Regions from separate parts of the Homo sapiens genome. Here region 1 is linked to region 2. The links are chromatin loops, found by intact Hi-C in ENCODE. Cell type or tissue: sigmoid colon. All regions are shown on one strand. Links, peaks and the distances in the headings refer to the core of each region. The heading gives the core; the rest is flanking DNA.

The links. Peaks named below come from ENCODE experiments on the same cell type or tissue, not always from the same donor. Only the 100,000 strongest peaks of a DNase experiment are listed, where the experiment ranks them.
Region 1: a loop joins it to region 2, with 23 times the contacts of the local background. A loop is called at or near these places in 8 of 110 quality-filtered maps.

Annotation. Positions count from the first base shown.
Region 1 is chr13:112,390,641-112,400,537 of GRCh38, reverse strand. SPACA7 (sperm acrosome associated 7) reads right to left here. Exons shown (of 7, transcript NM_145248.5): 2 at 7,461-7,517; 3 at 2,400-2,489; 4 at 1,365-1,472. LOC105370372 (a long non-coding RNA gene) reads left to right here. Exons shown (of 5, transcript XR_944294.2): 3 at 9,144-9,361. Among named protein-coding and RNA genes, the nearest start is that of SPACA7, 19 kb to the right of the region's middle. RefSeq lists an enhancer at 8,310-8,840. In sigmoid colon, for the core only: no CTCF peak of the experiment used is centred there; a DNase peak (open chromatin) is centred at 5,277.
Region 2 is chr13:110,950,493-110,960,389 of GRCh38, reverse strand. It overlaps LOC105370364 (a long non-coding RNA gene), which reads left to right. Exons shown (of 3, transcript XR_931732.3): 2 at 3,139-3,210. Among named protein-coding and RNA genes, the nearest start is that of LINC00431, 11 kb to the left of the region's middle. RefSeq lists a cis regulatory region at 2,561-3,124, enhancers at 2,204-3,403, 3,669-4,470 and a silencer at 8,143-8,192. In sigmoid colon, for the core only: no CTCF peak of the experiment used is centred there; a DNase peak (open chromatin) is centred at 5,039.

The DNA.
Region 1 (9,897 bases), core at 1,140-9,139, 1.4 Mb before region 2:
GTTAGTGTTTTATAACCCACAGACTATAGTAATCCCTAGTAGCCCATGTAGACAGTAATAAGCAACCGAATACATAAACAGGGGAGGAGGGGCAGCTCTTTCTTAAAGCAGAATCCCAATTAATAAATGGAGAAGCAATGGCAGAAAGAGAAACTCGCCAGTTGGCAAACACCACACTGACCACCAGGCAGACAAATTTGGAGGTATTCATATTAATTTTAAATAAAATCTTATTCCTGTTTAAGTCCTGAAAAAATCGAGTTCAATCTTTCCCAACTCCAGAGTCTGTCTTATTGGGGGGACTCTTTGGGGTAATGGATTGGGATGCAGATTCCTGGGCTCCTACAGAAATGCTTGGCTCCTGGCACACCATCAGATACTGGAGCTGTGACCTGGTCCTGTGTGTGGGGAACACCACAGATGTCCTACATGTGTGTCCCAGTGATATGGTTTGGCTCTGTGTCCCCAACCAAATCTCATGTCTAAATGTAATCCCCAGTGTTAGGGGAGGGACCTGGTGGGAGATGATTGGATCATGGGGGCAGAGTTGCTCCTTGCTGTTCTCATGATAGTGAGTTCTCATGAGGTCTGGTTATAAGTGTGTGGCACCTCCCCCTTCACTCTCTCTCTCCTGTCTCCATGTGAAGATGTACTTGCTTCCTCTAGGGTCTTCTGCCATGATTGTAAGTTTCCTGAGGGCTCCCAGCCATGCCTCATGCACAGCCTGCAGAACCATGAACAAATTAAACCTCTTTTCTTTATAAATTACTCAGCCTCAGGTAGTTCGTTGTAGCAGTGTGAGAATGGACTCATATACCTGGGTATATATATGTGCCCTTTCTGGTTTTGAATCTCCAGGGTAAAGAGGAGGTATTTTGCCCCTCCATGGGGTCCAAGTATCTTATCCTCTGAGCCTTTGCACACTGATTTTTTTCCCAGCAGACTCATCTGTTGGAGGGAGGCTTTTCCCTACTTCTGGGGGACCCCCCTGGGGGCACTCTGGCTCTCTCTGCACCTGCCCTGTGAAGGAGAAGTGACTTAGCTGAAGCTTTGGGAGAGGGGGCCAGGCATTGTGGCAGCACCTGCCTCCCTGTCTTGGCATCTGCCTGCCCATGAGACATTTCTGCTGTGCTTCCCTGGGCTGTGTTTTTTCCAGGGTCGGCCCCACAGCAGGGGGTGAGGAAGCTGGGGGTCCCTCAGCCCCGACAGAGACTGGGAGATCTGCCCAACCAGGGGAAGTGGGCACATTCTCCCACCAAGGGTTTATCCTCCAGGAAGGAGATGTTTCCGCCTGCGTCTGCCTGCCTCCTACCTCTCCCATTACAGCTGGACTTGGGAAGGGGTAATTACTGGGTTGCATTTACCATCATTGGAAATTTTGACCTCAATGCCAGGAGAGAATTGTAAATTCTCTAATAATTCATGGTAATTCTCAGAACCACCAGCTTGATAATTCTCATCAATACCAGCATCTTCAATGAAGAACATGGAAAAAAATGGGGAAAAGTTTTCTTGATTACACAGGTATAAACATTTTTGGCCCATGCTTTATTTTACAATATAAGGTTGGGATGTTAATACAGTTTGCAAGCTCTATGTGGAAATGTGCGTTGGTAAGTGAAGGTGTAAACAGAGTCAGGTGCCCTCTGACTCCCTTGAACCAACAGTGTGGACCTTGGCAGATGGCAGGTGAACCAATCCTAGGAACTGGAATTTACATTCTGGGTGCAAGATTTCAAGAGTGCTGAACTTTCCTGCTGCCGAATACACTTTCATGCACTGTGTGGGGATTTCTGATTCCCAGTTCTCTCCTTGGCAACTGTTGATTCAGTACTCTGTCTTGGTTCTAAATGTGCTGTTCTATTTCCTTGCATATGTCTTTGACCATGTGAAGCTGCACTTGGGGAAGGCCATTCTTTGTGTTGGTTCATGACTCACTGTGTGGCTTGGGCAAGTCATTTGCTAGACCTTGGTTTTACCTTCTGTCAAATGGGGTGATGATAACTGCCCTGCTCTCTCAGAAGCCTTGGGTGAGCGTGAAGTGAGAGCATGGGCGTGTGTGGGAGGAACTGTAAAGTGTTGGTTAGTGCAGGGTTCTCAGGTTCTTGTGCCCTGTGTTCCTGCAGTGGCTCCCGAGGGCGAGAACGTGCCTGAACACGCACTCCAGAGATCCCAGAGTAAAGGGAATTAACCCTGCCAGTCTAGGGTTGACTTCCTCTGTCTCGGGAAGCTGTAGAAATGGTTTTAGATGCCATATTGTTCACATCTCCATGTGCCCTTGCCCCAGAAATAGCTGGTCTTAATGCTCAAATTATAGGGTCACGTATTCCATACCACAGACCTCCAGGAATAAGGGCAATTAGAGGGTTAGAAAGGGGTGTGCTTGCTTTTCTCCTTACGTAACGGTGTTGATAATGTTGATGCTGTACTTGGCATTTCGCTCGGTGTTGTTTTATTCAGATCTAAAATCTCCTGGACCAGAATTTCATCTTGGGAGAAGCACACAAGATCACGTTAGAGTCGGCCCTGCAGGGCTGGCCCTTGGCTCCTGTCCCCTAAGGCCATCTGTACACACAGTGAATGTACACACAGTTCCTGTACAAACAGGAACTCCGGGAACCCAGGGGATGTGGGACTTGACTTTCGAAAGAACCTTCTCTGGGTGGGCAGGCCGCTGCCTCCCTCAATAATTTCAGAAAAACTGAGACCATTTGGACATTTTGGACACTGAACATTGCCCCCCAAAGGTACAAGGCTGGACGCTTGGCCCACACGTGGTCCTAAGTCTCTTTCCTGCCCTGGGTCCCTCTGTCCCATCTCTGAGGCTCTCCCAAAGCTGCCCTCCGTGTGTGAGTGAGCGTCGCTCCTGATCTCTGTGTCAACACAGCCGCATTTTCTTCTTTTACGTCCCTATGGGTTCTCCTAGGGAGATTTTACCATGAGAGCCTTGAGCTTTGTGTCTGACAGACCCGGAAAAAACACACGGGCTCTGCTCCCACCAGAATGTGATCTTGGACAAGCGTCCTCACGGCTCTGAGCTTTGGTTTCCTGTCTGTAAAATGGGGGTGTGTATTTGCCTGTGGGCTTTCCTGAGGGTCCAATAAAGCAGTGTATGCAGAAGGTGCTCAGCACGGAGCCTGGGCCATGGCCAGGTGTTGTGGCAACCGAGAGTCACCGCTGTCTCTGCAGCACAGTCACCAGGCCAGGCTGCAGTGCTGGGCTGGGCAGTGGGTCCTGGTTTGCTGGGGCCCTCTGGGTTTAGCCCAGAAAGTCCCTCAAGAAGAAGCTCCTCAGCCCCAGGCAAAGCGGGCGTCTGGTCACCCCAGGACCAGCTCATGCAGAATTCGAGGGTAAAGGGGAAGAGGCTGAAAATGCCACTGGAAACGAAGATGTCACCAATACGACCGATAAAAAAGCTTTGTCCTGGGCTCTTGGTTTCTCACCCAGCAGCCGCGCTGTCCCTCTTTCTCACTCACAGAGCTGGGTTTTGGCAATGTGTGCCCCCAGTGAGGCCCCCTGCAGCCGGGTGGGCTACAGGCCTGTAAGGTAGGAGGAGTCTACCAGCTCTGCGAGGAATTTGCTCCTCCTGATAAAAGGGGAACCAGTGTCCAGGCCTGCACCCCCGCCTCCTGCCCTGGGAGTGGACGAGGTGTCTGGCACTGTGGACACCATCCTTGATCATGAGGCACGAGCTTGAGGAGAGGCCAGGACAACCTCAGGGACATGGCCTTGTATTGCGGAGCTGCCGGACCAGAGCTGCGTGCCACCTGCCTCTTAGCCGCGGGTGCCCCAGGATCCCAGCCAAGGGGCTGGGCGCTGCCACTCAGGCTCTGTCCTCTGGGGCCAGTGATTGGACAGAAGCACCAATCTTAGGAATTCCAAGTTCCTAAACAGTCATGGTGTCCAGTGAGATAGGGGTCTTGGAGAAGAGTGGATATGCATTTGAATGGCAAGCATTTACTGGGCACTCTTCTGAACCAGACACTGCACAGGCACTGGGGGGCCAAGGATGGCCCAGCCTCAGTCCCTGGTCTCTACCCCATTCCAGCCAGCCATGTCCAGGAGGCAGCATTCTACAGCCGTGACCAGGCACAGCAGGTCAGCAGTAACAGAGCTTCCACCAAGGGCAGATGGGCTCCCAGGGCAAATGGGGGCAGGCAGAGGATAGGATTCAGCTGACCAGCCCTAAGAAGTGAGCCCTCCTGGGGCACTGTCTGAACTTCCTGGCCAACTCTGGCTTCGGTTGCCCCATTGTTACTGGGGATCACCCCCGTCCATGGTGGATGGGCTGTCTCTGCAACTCTCCATCTCTAACAACTGTACCCACAGTCCCTGACCTGTCCCAGTGTGACCCAGTCCACTCCATGCCCGAAGCCGGGAGTGGCCTCCTGGGGACCCAAACTCCTCAAGTTGCAGACACCCTGGGATTCCCTGAGGCGGGTGGATGGTGGCCCAGCTGTGAGGAGGCGCGTTCCTGCTCGGAGAGCAGTCATGGCTTTGGGGGCCAAAGAGAGGCGGGGGGCCGAGCCACCCCAGGGTGAGCTGCCCAGGGCGAAAGGCTGCCTTGACCCTTCCACGGGCCTCCCTACCCTCGGGGAGATTGGTCAGGGCTAGAAAAACGCTTTAGGTAGAGATGAAGCCAGCAGGTGGAACAAGGTTAGGAAGCTCTTTGTTTTAAAACCAAGTCTAACTGCTGATGGTTGAATTTTTTGAGAGAGGAGAAGCTGAAATACAATGACCAGACCATCCATCAAAACAGCTGTGGCCAGGCTGGGCGCAGTGGCTCACTCCTGTAATCCCAGCGCACTGGGAGGCCGAGGTGGGCAGATCACCTGAGGTTAGGACTTTGAGACCAGCCTGGCCAATATGGTGAAACCCTGTCCTACTAAAAATGCAAAAATTAGCTGGGTGAGGTGGTGCACATCTGAAATCCCAGCTACTCGGGAGGCTGAGGCAGGAGAATCGCTTGAACCCAGAAGGTGGAGGTTGCAGTGAGTTGAGATCTCGCCACTGCACTTCACCCTGGGTGGCAAGAGTGTGAGACTCCATCTCAAAAAAAACAAAAAACAGAAACAGAGCCAACCACACCTGCAGCAGCCAGTCCGGGGGGCTGGCCTGCTCCGCAGTAAGACCTGCAGGAAGTCAGACCTCCTCTAGCAACGACTCAGGCAGCCGAAGCGCAACCCCTGGACCAGCCGGCCCCAGAGGGCCAGGAATGCATCCATCATCGACAGCTCCTCTGGCTTTTGTCCTCGCTTCCAATTCGGAGCCGACCAGAGAAAGCCACACATGCTCCCTCACCAACCCCTCACCGCCCGTCTGATGAGCCATCCCCAGCACACCCAGCTGCAGCCTGCACGGGACCTGGGCTTCCTTTGCCTTAGTGAGGCCCCATCCCCTGCCTGACTCAGAGGCTCTGAAATTGCACGTGATGGTGACTCGGAGGCTTTGACATTGCACGTGATGGTGGTGACTGCCCTCCCACAGCAAGCTCTGGACAGAGAGTCTCGGCCTGGCCTGCCTGGGTGGGCTTCGCTGACCTCCACAGGGATTTGAATTCTCACTGTCAATGCTTTCAGCTTTCTACCTAGAAGAAATCTGGGGGTGTGGATGGGGGTAAGAGCTGCTGCTTCCTTCTAGGTTTAGTTGGTCAGGACCCAGGAAAAATATCAGAAACGCCAGCCACTCTTTCCTCTTCCAGAATCCTTTTCTGAGGCCACTGTTTCTCTGGGGGTGGCTGAGACACTGGCTGGAGCAGGTGCTGGTCTCAGGACTAAAACTCTCAGAATCTGGCACCCGCCAGCTTCACTAGGAAAGTGAGTCCAGTCACAGCCATTCCTTGACCTTGGGGAGTCTAACTCCTGCCTGGGGCAGTTCCCTTGAGTACCCAGAAAGTGGACGGGGCGGCAGGAGCGAGAATGGGAACATCCATTCATTCACTGGAGCGCTCACTCATCCATCCACCTAACCCATCAAACACGCAGGCAGGCAGAGCTTTTCCCAGGCCTCTCCCACCCAGATGTGGAAAGGGAGCAAAGCCTGACTTCTGACAGCGACAGCTCCTGGAAAGGGCCCAGCACCTGGGGGCCCTGCGTTCCCACGGGAGCCCCTGTTCGAGGCCGTGCAGCCTTCACAGCCGCAGTCCCGGGCCCTGCCGGGTGGAAGGTGGCCCCATCCTCTACCCCGACCCCACTCCACAGGCAATGCTGGCAGAGAGGTCCTGGGAGGTGACTGTTTCCCAAGGGCATCGATGTGAGCAGGGGTCAGGACTGCATGCTCTGAGTCCCAGCATTCTGGGCCTCAGTTTCCCCACATGTAAAACGAGAGGTCAGAGCAGAAGTGCAGGCACTGGCTAAGCGCTCACACCCTGGAGCGCGGCTGTCCACGTGGAAATGGCCGTGAAGGCAAAGGACACATGGAACTGTGGAGAGCCAGTGTGATGGAAAGACTGAAACATCTCACTAGTAATTTGACACTGATCCCATGTTGAAATCATCACGTGAAATAAAATATTATTACAATGAGTTTCATCTGTGTCTTTTTTTTTTTTTTTGAGACAGAGTCTCGCTCTGTTGCCAGGCAGGAGGGCAATGCTGCGATCTCAGCTTACTGCAACCTCTGCCTCCAGGGTTCAAGGGATTCTCCTGTCTCAGCCTCTCAAGTGGTTGGGACTACAGGCACACATCACCACGCCCAGCTAATTTTTGTATTTTTAGTAGAGGCGGGGTTTCACCATGTTGGCCAGGATGGTCTCTGTCTCTTGACCTCGTGATCTGCCCGCTTTGGCCTCATCTGTGTCTTTTTAATGTGGCCACTAGACAATGAAAAGCACATCTTCGGCTCATGCTGTGTTTCTATTGGACGGCCCTGGCCCAGGGCAGCGGTTCTCAGCCGGCTGTACTTTAGCATCACCTGCAGAGCCCTAGAGAAGCACAGAGGCACCAGGCTCAGCCAAACCAGCACGGCCTGCATCCCCGGGGTGAGGCCAGGGGGTCTGTAGTTTCCACCATCTTTCCAGGGGGCTGGCAGGGCTGAGGCGGTGGAGGAGGGGACGGCTCAGCCATGGGGCCTCTCAGGTGCACAGGAATCGGTGGCATCAGGTTGAATGCGGTGCTGGTGCTGGAGGGCTGGGCCCGGCTTGCCGCTGGGCGTTTCTAACAAGCTCCCCAAACCAGATGATGCAGACGCTGAGGGTCCTTGGACCTCACTTTGAGAAGCAAGGCTCCCACGCACTTTTTAGGTGTAATGGTCTAAAATTCTGTCTTCCTTAATTTCTTGAGAGTTTGACTCTTAGATGTCAGCAGTAAAGCTATGGGCCATTGGTATATGATTCTAGCCCCAAACCAATCAGTTCCCTCCACTGTCTGCAGTTGGTACCAGGTTATCTGGGAAACAGCCACAGACAACCATCCAGCCCTCTTCACGTACAGGCCAGAGGTTGATAGGAGGGGCTTCCTTACCTAATAATTCAGACATATCCTCCTGTTTTGAACTGAATGGTATTTCAGTAGGTGAACCTAGAAGGAAATAAAAACCCTACAGTTTAACAATGTTCATTGAATTTGCATATTTTTCTCTTTAAATGGATATGGTTTTGTGGGTGCCCACCAGCCCCCTCTAGAGGAAGGAGCCCTGCCCAAGTTCCAGTCTCTCCTGCGGGTGATGAGAGATGGCCCCAGGAAAGTTCTCTGGGACTTGGCTTTCTTGTCTGGAAAATGCGGAGAAACAGCCACCTCCGGGGTGGCTGTGAGGATGGAGGACAATTGTCCAGGAGCTCTGAGCTGAGCCTGCCCTCCTGGTCCCTAGAATCACCCCTTGAGAGGTCAAGACGACATCCCGGTCGCAAGGATGACTGGGCTCACCCAGCTGCTTTGAGGTAAGCAGAGTAAGAGGGCATGTTCCTCTTGTGAAAGCAGCATTTGGACCTCCTTCGTGAAAGGCGCCCACAGTGCATGCACCTGGAGGCTTAGAAACATGTTCTGGGGAAATGGGAAACATTGTGCAATGCTGTGGCTGCATCATGAAGACCTGGCTTCATGGCTCTGTTTTAGGAGGGGCAGGACTCAGAGAGATGGGCCACCCCCCTTTCTCCTCCTTCATAAGCAAAGTGATTTCAGGGTGGTCCCATCTGCAGATAAGAGGTGGGGTCATGTGGGTGAAATGCCGAGGTCTGGAATATGGGTTGTCCACAGGCCCCGTGGCCTCCTGACCTGTGGCCTCGGCTGCCTGACTGATGGGAGCTGACTGTGCTGAGTGACCCTGAGAGTGGGTGGCGGTTCTGAGCACTGCTTTCTCCTTGTTAGCCCCTTCCCAGTAGTTCCCTGCTTCTGCCATTCACAGTTTTTCTTTATTGGAGGTGTGGCGTCTCAGCGTCCTGGGGCATTGCTTTGGCTCAAGGTCAAGGTCAGCTTCTTCCTCCAGCCCCGAGGTTGGGCTCAGCAGGGCCACACACCTTCCCTTTCAGAGTGCACAGAGCTTTCCAGTGGTGGCTTCTAGGATCTGAAGTTCCAACACTAAACCAGTGACAAAGCTGATTTCCAAATGGCTTTAATGACAGACAATCTGCATACCAATCGACTCGTCTGCGCACATGCAGGCTCAGAACAATGCGGGAAAATATGCAAAAAGGTCTGAGATGTGATGGCAATTGCTTCCCAGTATGCTGACCTTCGGTAAACGAAACAAACAAAGTACAGTTCTCTTTGGATGAGACATTAATGATCATTAAGAATGGGTACAGCTGCATCGTGCAAGTGCTTTGTTAAAAATATTCTTTTCATTTTGTGTCTGTCCCGTAATTATAATGGAAGTATTGTGCAAGTCAGCCAGTAAGCATGTGGAGTAAAATATTTGGGTTTTATAACATCCGTGCGGTTTTTAAAGTGCATTGTCAAGTGGAGTGGCTTTGCCATATCCTTCATGTGTCACCTCTGACTTCAGCCTCACGGTTTTAAGGTGCCGCACGCCATGTAATTGTAAGAATCCACTGCTCTTTCTCGATATTTACATCGTGCACACGCTGGCCTCCGTGAAAGGGTTCCCTGTGGAGTTCTGAGACTTCATTCTGGTTAATTTGGGGAAAACAGCACTGCACCCTTCTCAATCACTAGGACCACGTTAACTGCTCTCCTCTCTCCCTAAAGGTCCAACATCTCAAGAAAGCCACAAAACATGGTCAACTCAATTTCTGAGGCAAATGCCTGAAGTGCCCACTGAGTCATTAAGGACCAAGGAGAGTAAGGAAACCCAATGTTCCTCGTGAGAAAGTGATTTAGAAATGATCCCTTAATTGGTCTTCAAGCTGGGGAAGACCTTGGTCACCTGTTTCAACTGTTTGGATGAGGAAATCAGATCTTGGGAGGTAAGGACTAAACTCTGACCTTTTTTCTCTCTTACCCATTCCTTACACAACTGTGACCTGAATGCTTTCCTAAGGAGTAAGAAGAAGCCAGCTCTGGAAAACAAGAAACGAAAGACCTATTCCTTTGTCTCCTTGAGCCAATCATCCAAGTCTGTGACCAGACTCTCCTCCCTTTTGTGGTTTAAACAGTGCAGCACCCCCAGCATTCCTTCCTGGTGAGAGACCACTGGCCATGGAGGCTCTGGCCAGTCCATGTAGGACACGCAGTGAGGGTTTCCTGTCTTCTGCTTCACCTTTGGATGTCAGAGGCTGATATGGTTTGGATTTATGTCCCCACTCAAATCTGAGGTTGAATTGTAATTCCTAGTGTTGGAGGAGGAGCCTGGTGGGAGGTGACTGAATCACGGGGGCTGGCGTCCCCCTTGCTGTTCTCGTGATAGTGAGTTTTCCTGAGATTTCGTTGTTTACAAGTGCGTAGCACCTGCCCACGCTCTCTGTTCCTCCTGCTGGCCATGTAAGATGTACTTGCTTCTCCT
Region 2 (9,897 bases), core at 1,024-9,023:
CATTGCTCTTATCAGAAGGAGCCCAGAGCAGCAGATTTTGAGCTTGTGAAGGCTTTTAACTGCTTGAGATGATTTTTAGGGCTAACTTACATGAACTCCAAAATTCCTATTCTCCAGATGACAGAGACCAAGAGAAAGTACCGCCATATGGTTACAAGGTCAAGCTCCCAAGGACATGAAACAAGATGAGAGGAAAACTTTATTCAGTTTTTTTTTTTCCTCAGGGACCTGCAGCAAAGTTTGTTACTGACCAGTTTGCAAGGCCATTTTGAACAGCAGGCTTATGGGGTCCTAAGCCTGCATTCTATCCTAAGTTACCCCTCTTTATGACAGAACAATACAGAAAAATATGCAAAGCACACCAGATTTACTACAGCTTAAGACTAGCCTTACGAATCCCTTTTCCTATTAATCAAAACTTTATAGAAAGAGATAAACTGATTTTTACCATTCATTCAACGGGCACAGAGAGAGAGAATGGTTTGCACAGAGAGAACGAGAGAGGCCAGAAGTCTGACTGGTAAGAAATCCTTTCCCTTTTGCTGGCATGCCAGGCTGGTGGGTTCCCTTTCCCTGAATGGCCCTAGTGACCTGGCTCGCTGCTCCACAGCCCTGGGGACAAAGCCGCGACACAAAGGAAAATAATCTTTTTCTGTTCTGGCCAGAGCAAAATACATGACAAAACATGGACATTAGCCACTATGCTTAGCACTCAATATCAAACTGGCAAAGCTCAAGCTTGCCCCCGGTTGGGCCCCATCACTTTTTTGTTTTTTGTTTTTTGTTTTTTTTGAGACGGAGTCTCACTCTGTCGCCCAGACTGGAGTGCAGTGGTGTGATCTCGGCTCACTGCAAGCTCCGCCTCCCGGGTTCACGCCATTCTCCTGCCTCAGCCTCCAGAGTAGCTGGGACTACAGGCGCCCGCCATCACGCCCGGCTAATTTTTTTTTTTTTGTATTTTTAGTAGAGACGGGGTTTCAGGGCCCCATCACTTTTAATCCAACCCCCAACCGGGAGTTTCAACTTGTGGTCTCTGGGCAAGATGGTCGCCCTGAGTAATAGAAAAGATAAGAAAGGAAAAGGAAAGAGAGAGAAAGCAGTGCCTGTGGCAGGGTGGGGAAGGTGAAGAGCTCAAGGAGGCCAGAGAAAGACCCAGCCATTGTAGTGACACTGAAAAGTTCGGGCAGCCGCTTGTCAGTAGCAAAGGGATCTTTTCCAGCAGTCCCATCAGCTCTCAAGTTTCCCCCTTTAGGGAGCAAAAAGCCCCCCATGTCCCATGATTCTGTCACCCATAGCCATCAGCAAAGAGTGCAAGGCAGATTAATCCAAAGAGAATAGCAGTTAACATCCCTTAGTGCCAAACATGTTCTTAGCTGAGAGGGACCTTACTGAGAGGGGCCTCTAACCCCCTAAATCTTAGGAAGGACTCTAACCCTCCTAAGTTGGGCCTTGAACCCAAGTTCAGTCAAGCTTTCTTGCCTTTTATTAAGAGTTGCCTTTAACCCACTCTGTCTTAGGAGAGACTCTAACTCCCTTAAGTTGGGCCTCTAACCCAATCCCACCCTTCACCCGGGTAAATGCAAATGACTTACAAGGTCAGCCAATCAGTGTGCAGTCTATTTCCTTTGGGTTGGGGGTCTCTTTAGTATCATCTCTTCCATGGTTCACCGGAAAGATTTTACAAGAAAGTGGTCTCAATCCAGACCCCAAGGGAGGGTTCTTGGATCTCACGCAAGAAAGAATTCAAGGCAAATCCATAAGGTGAAAGCAAGTTTATTAGGAAAGTACAGGAATAAAAGAATGGCTATTCTATAGACAAAGTAGCCCCAAGGGCTGCTGGTTGCCCATTTTTATGGTTATTTATTGATGATATGCTGAAGAAGGGGTGGATGATTCATGCCTCCCCTTTTTAGACCATATAGGGTAACTTCCTGACATTGCCATGGCATTTATAAACTGTCATAGCGCTGGTTGGCATGTAGCAGTGAGGACGTCCAGAGGTCACACTTGTTGCCATCTTGGTTTGGGTGGGTTTTGGCCATCTTCTTTACTGCAACCTGTTTTATCGGCAAGGTTTTATGACCTGTATCTTGTGCTGACCTCCTGCCTCATCCTGTGACTTAGAATGTCTAACCTCCTGGGAATGCACTCCAGCAGGTCTCAGCCTTATTTTACCGAGCCCCTACTCAAGATGGAGTGGCTCTGGTTCAAACGCCTCTGACACAGGTGCATGCATTGCGGGTGCTGTCATGAAAGAGGTCAAAGTGTTGCTTTCACAAAAGGAGATGTGCCCTCTTACTTTGCTTACCTCAAAACAGCTGGGTAAGCCTAGACATCCTTGGGACCAGGATGTTGTCTCGGCCTCTCAAGGGACCAGGGACCAGGAGGGCAGGCTTAGCTCAGAGCTCCTGGGCAATTGTCCTCCATCCTCACAGCCACCCCGAGGATGAACATTTCCCCCCATTTTCCAGACAAGAAGCCCAAATCCCAAAGAACTTTCCCAGGGCCATCTCTCATGGCCTGCAGGAGGGACTGGAACTCAGGCAGGGCTCTGTCAGGCCTCTGAGCTGGAGCTAAGCCATTGTAACCCCTGTGACCTGCACGTATATATCCAGATGCCCAGCAGGAGCCAAGAAGCCTGGAGCAGCCAAGAAACCACAAAAGAAGTGAAACAGTCAGTTTCTGCCTTAACTGATTAACCAACCTTACGACATTCCAACATTATGACTTGTTCCTGCCCTACCCTAACTGATCAATCGACCCTGTGACATTCTTCTCCTGGACAATGGATCTCATGATCTCCCCACCATGCACCTTGTGACCCCCCTCTCCTGCTGACAACAGATAACTACCTTCAACTCTAACTTTCCACTGCCTACCCAAGTCCTATAAAGCTGCCTCTCTCCTATCTTCCTTCGCTGACTCTCTTTTCGGACTCAGCCCACTTGCACCCAAGTGAATAAACAGCCTTGTTGCTTACACAAAGCCTGTTTAGGTGGTCTTCTATATGGATACGCGTGACAGGCTCCTTCCTCTAGAGGGGGCTGGTGGGCACCCACAAAACGGTATCCATTTAAAGAGAAGCAAATGCAAATTCAATGAACATTGTTAAACTATAGGGCTTTTATTTCCCCCTAGGTTCAAGTTCTGGACTGCCGTCAAGTTAGTCAAGTTTTAAAAATATGGATGACGATATGACCACAGTATTTGGTAAGGAAGCCCCTCCTATCAACCTCTGGCCTGTACATGAAGGGGACTGGATGGTTGTCTGTGGCTTTTTCCCAGATAACCTGGTACCAACTGCAGACAGTGGAGGGAACTGATTGGTTTGGGGCTAGAATCATATACCAATGGCCCATAGCTTTACTGCTGACATCTAAGAGTCAAACTCTCAAGAAATTAAGGAAGACAGAATTTTAGACCATTACACCTAAAAAGTGCGTGGGAGCCTTGCTTCTCAAAGTGAGGTCCAAGGACCCTCAGCGTCTGCATCATCTGGTTTGGGGAGCTTGTTAGAAACGCCCAGCGGCAAGCCGGGCCCAGCCCTCCAGCACCAGCACCGCATTCAACCTGATGCCACCGATTCCTGTGCACCTGAGAGGCCCCATGGCTGAGCCGTCCCCTCCTCCACCGCCTCAGCCCTGCCAGCCCCCTGGAAAGATGGTGGAAACTACAGACCCCCTGGCCTCACCCCGGGGATGCAGGCCGTGCTGGTTTGGCTGAGCCTGGTGCCTCTGTGCTTCTCTAGGGCTCTGCAGGTGATGCTAAAGTACAGCCGGCTGAGAACTGCTGCCCTGGGCCAGGGCCGTCCAATAGAAACACAGCATGAGCCGAAGATGTGCTTTTCATTGTCTAGTGGCCACATTAAAAAGATGCAGATGAAACTCATTGCAATAACATTGTATTTCACGTGATGATTTCAACATGGGATCAGTGTCAAATTACTAGTGAGATGTTTCAGTCTTTCCATCACGCTGGCTCTCCACAGTTCCATGTGTCCTTTGCCTTCACGGCCATTTCCACGTAGACAGCCGCGCTCCAGGGTGTGAGCGCTTAGCCAGTGCCTGCACTTCTGCTCTGACCTCTCGTTTTACATGTGGGTAAACTGAGGCCCAGAATGCTGGGACTCAGAGCATGCAGTCCTGACCCCTGCTCACATCGATGCCCTTGGGAAACAGTCACCTCCCAGGACCTCTCTGCCAGCATTGCCTGTGGAGTGGGGTCGGGGTAGAGGATGGGGCCACCTTCCACCCGGCAGGGCCCGGGACTGCGGCTGTGAAGGCTGCACGGCCTCGAACAGGGGCTCCCGTGGGAACGCAGGGCCCCCAGGTGCTGGGCCCTTTCCAGGAGCTGTCGCTGTCAGAAGTCAGGCTTTGCTCCCTTTCCACATCTGGGTGGGAGAGGCCTGGGAAAAGCTCTGCCTGCCTGCGTGTTTGATGGGTTAGGTGGATGGATGAGTGAGCGCTCCAGTGAATGAATGGGTGTTCCCATTCTCGCTTCTGCCGCCCCGTCCACTTTCTGGGTACTCAAGCGAACTGCCCCAGGCAGGAGTTAGACTCCCCAAGGTCAAGGAATGGCTGTGACTGGACTCACTTTCCTGGTGAATCTGGCGGTTGCCAGATTCTGAGAGTTTTAGTCCTGAGACCAGCACCTGCTCCAGCCAGTGTCTCAGCCACCCCCAGAGAAACAGTGGCCTCAGAAAAGGATTCTGGAAGAGGAAAGAGTGGCTGGCATTTCTGATATTTTTCCTGGGTCCTGACCAACTAAACCTAGAAGGAAGCAGCAGCTCTTACCCCCATCCACACCCCCAGATTTCTTCTAGGTAGAAAGCTGAAAGCATTGACAGTGAGAATTCAAATCCCTGTGGAGGTCAGTGAAGCCCACCCAGGCAGGCCAGGCCGAGACTCTCTGTCCAGAGCTTGCTGTGGGAGGGCAGTCACCACCATCACGTGCAATCTCAAAGCCTCTGAGTCACCATCACATGCAATTTCAGAGCCTCTGAGTCAGGCAGGGGATGGGGCCTCACTAAGGCAAAGGAAGCCCAGGTCCCGTGCAGGCTGCAGCTGGGTGTGCTGGGGGTGGCTCATCAGACGGGCGGTGAGGGGTTGGTGAGGGAGCATGTGTGGCTTTCTCTGGTTGGCTCTGAGTTGGAAGCGAGGACAAAAGCCATAGGACCTGTCGGTGATGGATGCATTCCTGGCCCTCTGGGGCCGGCTGGTCCAGGGATTGCGTTGTGGCTGCCTGAGTCGTCGCTAGAGGAGGTCTGACTTCTGGCAAGTCTGACTGTGGAGCAGGCCAGCCCCCTGGACTGGCTGCTGCAGGTGTGCTTGGCTCTGTTTTGATGGTTGTGCTCGTCATTGTTTGTATTTCAGCCTCTCCTATCTCAAAAAATTCAACCATCAGCAGTTACACATGGTTTTAAAACAAAGAGCTTCCTAACCTTGTTCCACTTGCTGGCTTCATCTCTACCTAAAGCGTTTTTCTAGCCCTGACCAATCTCCCCGAGGGTAGGGAGGCCCGTGGAAGGGTCAAGGCAGCCTTTCGCCCTGGGCAGCTCACCACGGGGTGGCTCGGCCTCCTGCCTCTCTTTGGCCCCCAAAGCCCTGACTGCTCTCCGAGCAGGAACGCGCCTCCCCGCAGCTGGGCCTCCATCCGCCCATCTCAGGGAATCCCAGGGTGTCTGCAGCTTGAGGAGTTTGGGTCCCCAGGAGGCCACTCCCAGCTTCGGGCATGGAGTGGACTGGGTCACACTGGGACAGGTCAGGGACTGTGGGTACAGTTGTTAGAGATGGAGAGTTGCAGAGACAGCCCATCCGCCATGGACGGGGGTGATCCCCAGTAACAATGGGGCAACCGAAGCCAGAGTTGGCCAGGAAGTTCAGACAGTGCCCCAGGAGGGCTCACTTCTTAGGGCTGGTCAGCTGAATCCTGTCCTCTGCCTGCCCCAATCTGCCCTGGGGACAGGGCATTTGCCCTTGGTGGGTGCTCTGTTACTGCTGACCTGCTGTGCCTGCTCACAGCTATAGAATCCTGACTCCTGGACATGGCTGGCTGGAGTGGGACAGAGACCAGTGACTGAGGCTGGGCTGTCTTTGGCCCCCAGTACCTGGCAGTGTCTGGTTCAGATGAGTGCCCAGTAAATGCTTGCCATTCAAATGCATATCCACTCTTCTCCAAGACCCCATCTCACTGGACACCACGACTGTTTAGGAACTTGGAATTCCTAAGATTGGTGCTTCCGTCCAATCACTGGCCCCAGCGGACAGAGCCTGAGTGGCAGCGCCCAGCCCCTTGGCTGGGATCCTGGGGCGCCCGCGGCTAAGAGGCAGGTGGCACGCAGCTCTGGTCCGGCAGCTCCGCAATACGAGGCCATGTCCCTGAGGTTGTCCTGGCCTCTCTTCAAGCTCCTGCCTCATGATCAAGGATGGTGTCCACAGTGCCAGACGCCTCGTCCACTCCCAGGGCAGGAGGCGGGGGTGCAGGCCTGGACACTGGTTCCCCTTTTATCAGGAGGAGCAAATTCCTTGCAGAGCTGGTAGACTCCTCCTACCTTACAGGGCTGTAGCCCACCTGGCCACAGAGGGCCTCACTGGGGGCACACATTGCCAAAACCCAGCTCTGTGAGCGAGAAAGAGGGACAGCGCGGCTGCTGGGCGAGACACCAAGAGCCCAGGACAAAGCATTTTTCTCGGGCGTATTGGTGGCATCTTCATTTCCAGCCTCTTCCCCTTTACCTTTGAATTCCGCACGAGCTGGTCCTAGAGAGACCAGACACCCACTTTGCCTGGGGCTGAGGAGCTCCTCTTTGAGGGACTTTTTGGGCTAAACCCAGAGGGCCCCAGCAAACCAGGACCCACTGCTCAGCCCAGCACTGCAGTCTGGCCTGGTGACTGTGCTGCAGAGACAGCGGTGACTCTCGGTTGCCACAACACCTGGCCATGGCCCAGGATCCGTGCTGAGCGCCTTCTGCATACACTGCTTTATTGGACCCTCAGAAAAGCCCACAGGCAAATACATACCCCCGTTTTACAGACAGGAAACCCAAGCTCAGAGCCGTGAGGATGCTTGTCCAAGATCACATTCTGGTGGGAGCAGAGCCTGTGTGTTTTTTCTGGGTCTCTCAGACACAAAGCTCAGGGCTCTCATGGTAAAAGCTCCCTAGGAGGACCCATAGGGACGTAAAAGAAGAAAATGAGGCTGTGTTGACACAGAGATCAGGAGCGACGCTTACTCACACACAGAGGGCAGCTTTGGGAGAGCCTCAGAGATGGGACAGAGGGACCCAGGGCAGGAAGGAGACTTAGGACCACGTGTGGGCCAAGTGTCCAGCCTTGTACCTTTGGGGGGCAATGTTCAGTGTCCAAAACGTCCAAATGGTCTCAGTTTTTCTGAAATTATTGAGGGAGGCAGCGGCCTGCCCACCCAGAGAAGGTTCGTTCGAAAGTCAAGTCCCACATCCCCTGGGTTCCCGGAGTTCCTGTTTCCCATTCACTGTGTGTACAGATGGCCTTAGGGGACAGGAGCCAAGGGCCAGCCCTGCAGGGCCGACTCCAACGTGATCTTGTGTGCTTCCCCCAAGATGAAATTCTGGTCCAGGAGATTTTGGATCTGAATAAAACAACACCGAGCAAAATGCCAAGTACAGCATCCACATTATCAACACCGATACGTAAAGAGAAAAGCAAGCACACCCCTTTCTAACCCTCTAATTGCCCTTATTCCTGGAGGTCTGTGGTATGGAATATGTGACCCTATAATTTGAGCATTAAGACCAGCTACTTCTGGGGCAAGGGCACATGGAGATGTGAACAATATGGCATCTAAAACCATTTCTACAGCTTCCCGAGACAGAGGAAGTCAACCCTAGACTGGCAGGGATAATTCCCTTTACTCTGGGATCTCTGGAGTGCATGTTCAGGCACGTTCTCGCCCTCGGGAGCCACTGCAGGAACACAGGGCACAAGAACCTGAGAACCCTGCACTAACCAACACTTTACAGTTCCTCCCACACACGCCCATGCTCTCACTTCACGCTCACCCAAGGCTTCTGAGAGAGCAGGGCAGTTATCATCATCGCATTTGACAGAAGGTAAAACCAAGGTCTAGCAAATGACTTGCCCAAGCCACACAGTGAGTCATGAACCAACACAAAGAATGGCCTTCCCCAAGTGCAGCTTCACATGGTCAAAGACATATGCAAGGAAATAGAACAGCACATTTAGAACCAAGACAGAGTACTGAATCAACAGTTGCCAAGGAGAGAACTGGGAATCAGAAATCCCCACGCAGTGCATGAAAGTGTATTCGGCAGCAGGAAAGTTCAGCACTCTCTTGAAATCTTGCACCCAGAATGTAAATTCCAGTTCCTAGGATTGGTTCACCTGCCATCTGCCAAGGTCCACACTGTTGGTTCAAGGGAGTCAGAGGACACCTGACTCTGTTTACACATTCACTTGCCAACACACATTTCCAAATAGAGCTTGCAAACCGTATTAGCATCCCATCCCTGCATTTTAAAATAAAGCATGGGCCAAAAATGTTTATACATGTGTAATCAAGAAAACTTTTCCCCATCCCATTTTTTCCATGTTCTTAATCAAAGAAGTCCATATTAAAGAGGATTATGACAACAGCACTTCTCAGAAACATCAGAAAAAGCTACCCTCTTCTGGGAATACAGGCAGATTTTCCTTCGATGGTAATTTCAGCCTTGCAATTACCCCTGCCCAAGTCCAGCTGTAACGGAAGAGGCAGGAGGCAGGCAGACGCAGGCAAAAACATCTCCTTTGTGGAGGATAAACCCTTGGTGGAAGAATGTGCCCGCTGCCCCCAGTTGGGCAGATCTCCCGGTCTCTGTCAGGACTGAGGGACCCCTAGCACCCCCCACCCCCTCCCATGGGGCCAACCCTGGAAAAACCACAGCCCAGAGAAGCACAGCAGAAATGTCTCGTGGGCAGGCAGATGTCAAGACAGGGAGGCAGGTGCTGCCACAATGCCTGGTCCTCTCTCCCAAAGCTTCAGCTATGTCACTTCTCCTCCCCGGGGCAGGCGCAGAGAAAGCCAGAGTGCCCCTGGAGGGTTCCCTCAGGAGTAAGGAAAAGCCTCCCTCCAACAGATGAGTTTGCTGCGAAAAATACAAGTGTGCAAAGGCTCAGAGGGTGAGGCACTTAGACTCCATATGGTGTGAAATATCTCCTCTTTATCCTAGAGATTCAAATCCAGAAAGGACACCTGCCCAGCACACATGTGCAGGATGTCTGTGGTATACCCCACACCCAGGACCAGGTCACAGCTCCCGAGCCTAATTATGCTCCAGGCACCAGGGAGAAGAGCTTATTAAATATCCATCCCTGAGTCAAGCATCTCTGTTGGGTCCCAGGAATCTGCATCCCAACCCATTCCTCAAACAGTCCCCCAGTAAGCCAGCCTCTGGAGCCGGGAAGGATTGAACTGGAGATGTTCTGGGCTTATGCAAGAATAAGATTCTATTTAAACCTAACATTCTTAGTATCTCTGAATTTTTCCCACTCATTGGCTTGTGCAAATTGCCTGATGGTTATGGGTTAAATATCACTGGGCATCTCCTTGGCAGGCGAGGTCACAGGTGAGTCTACAGGAGGGACCTCAGGATCCAGCTCTGTGAATCAGACCCATGAGCGCACTGAAGGAATGAGAGGAAATAAGAACAGACTGAAGCCGTGAGGCCGAGGCTGAGATGGAGTCAACGGGGAAGGTCTGAGTCTGGGGAAGCGGCAGAGGAAGAGGGGACAGCATAAGGCACACCTGGCTGTCAGAGAAGCCACAGAGAAAGAGCCCTCCAGGGCCCTGGGGCCACAGCCGCCCTCTGAGGGCATGGTGGGCATGAGGGCAGCCCAGGAAGTCAGCCCACACAGTCCT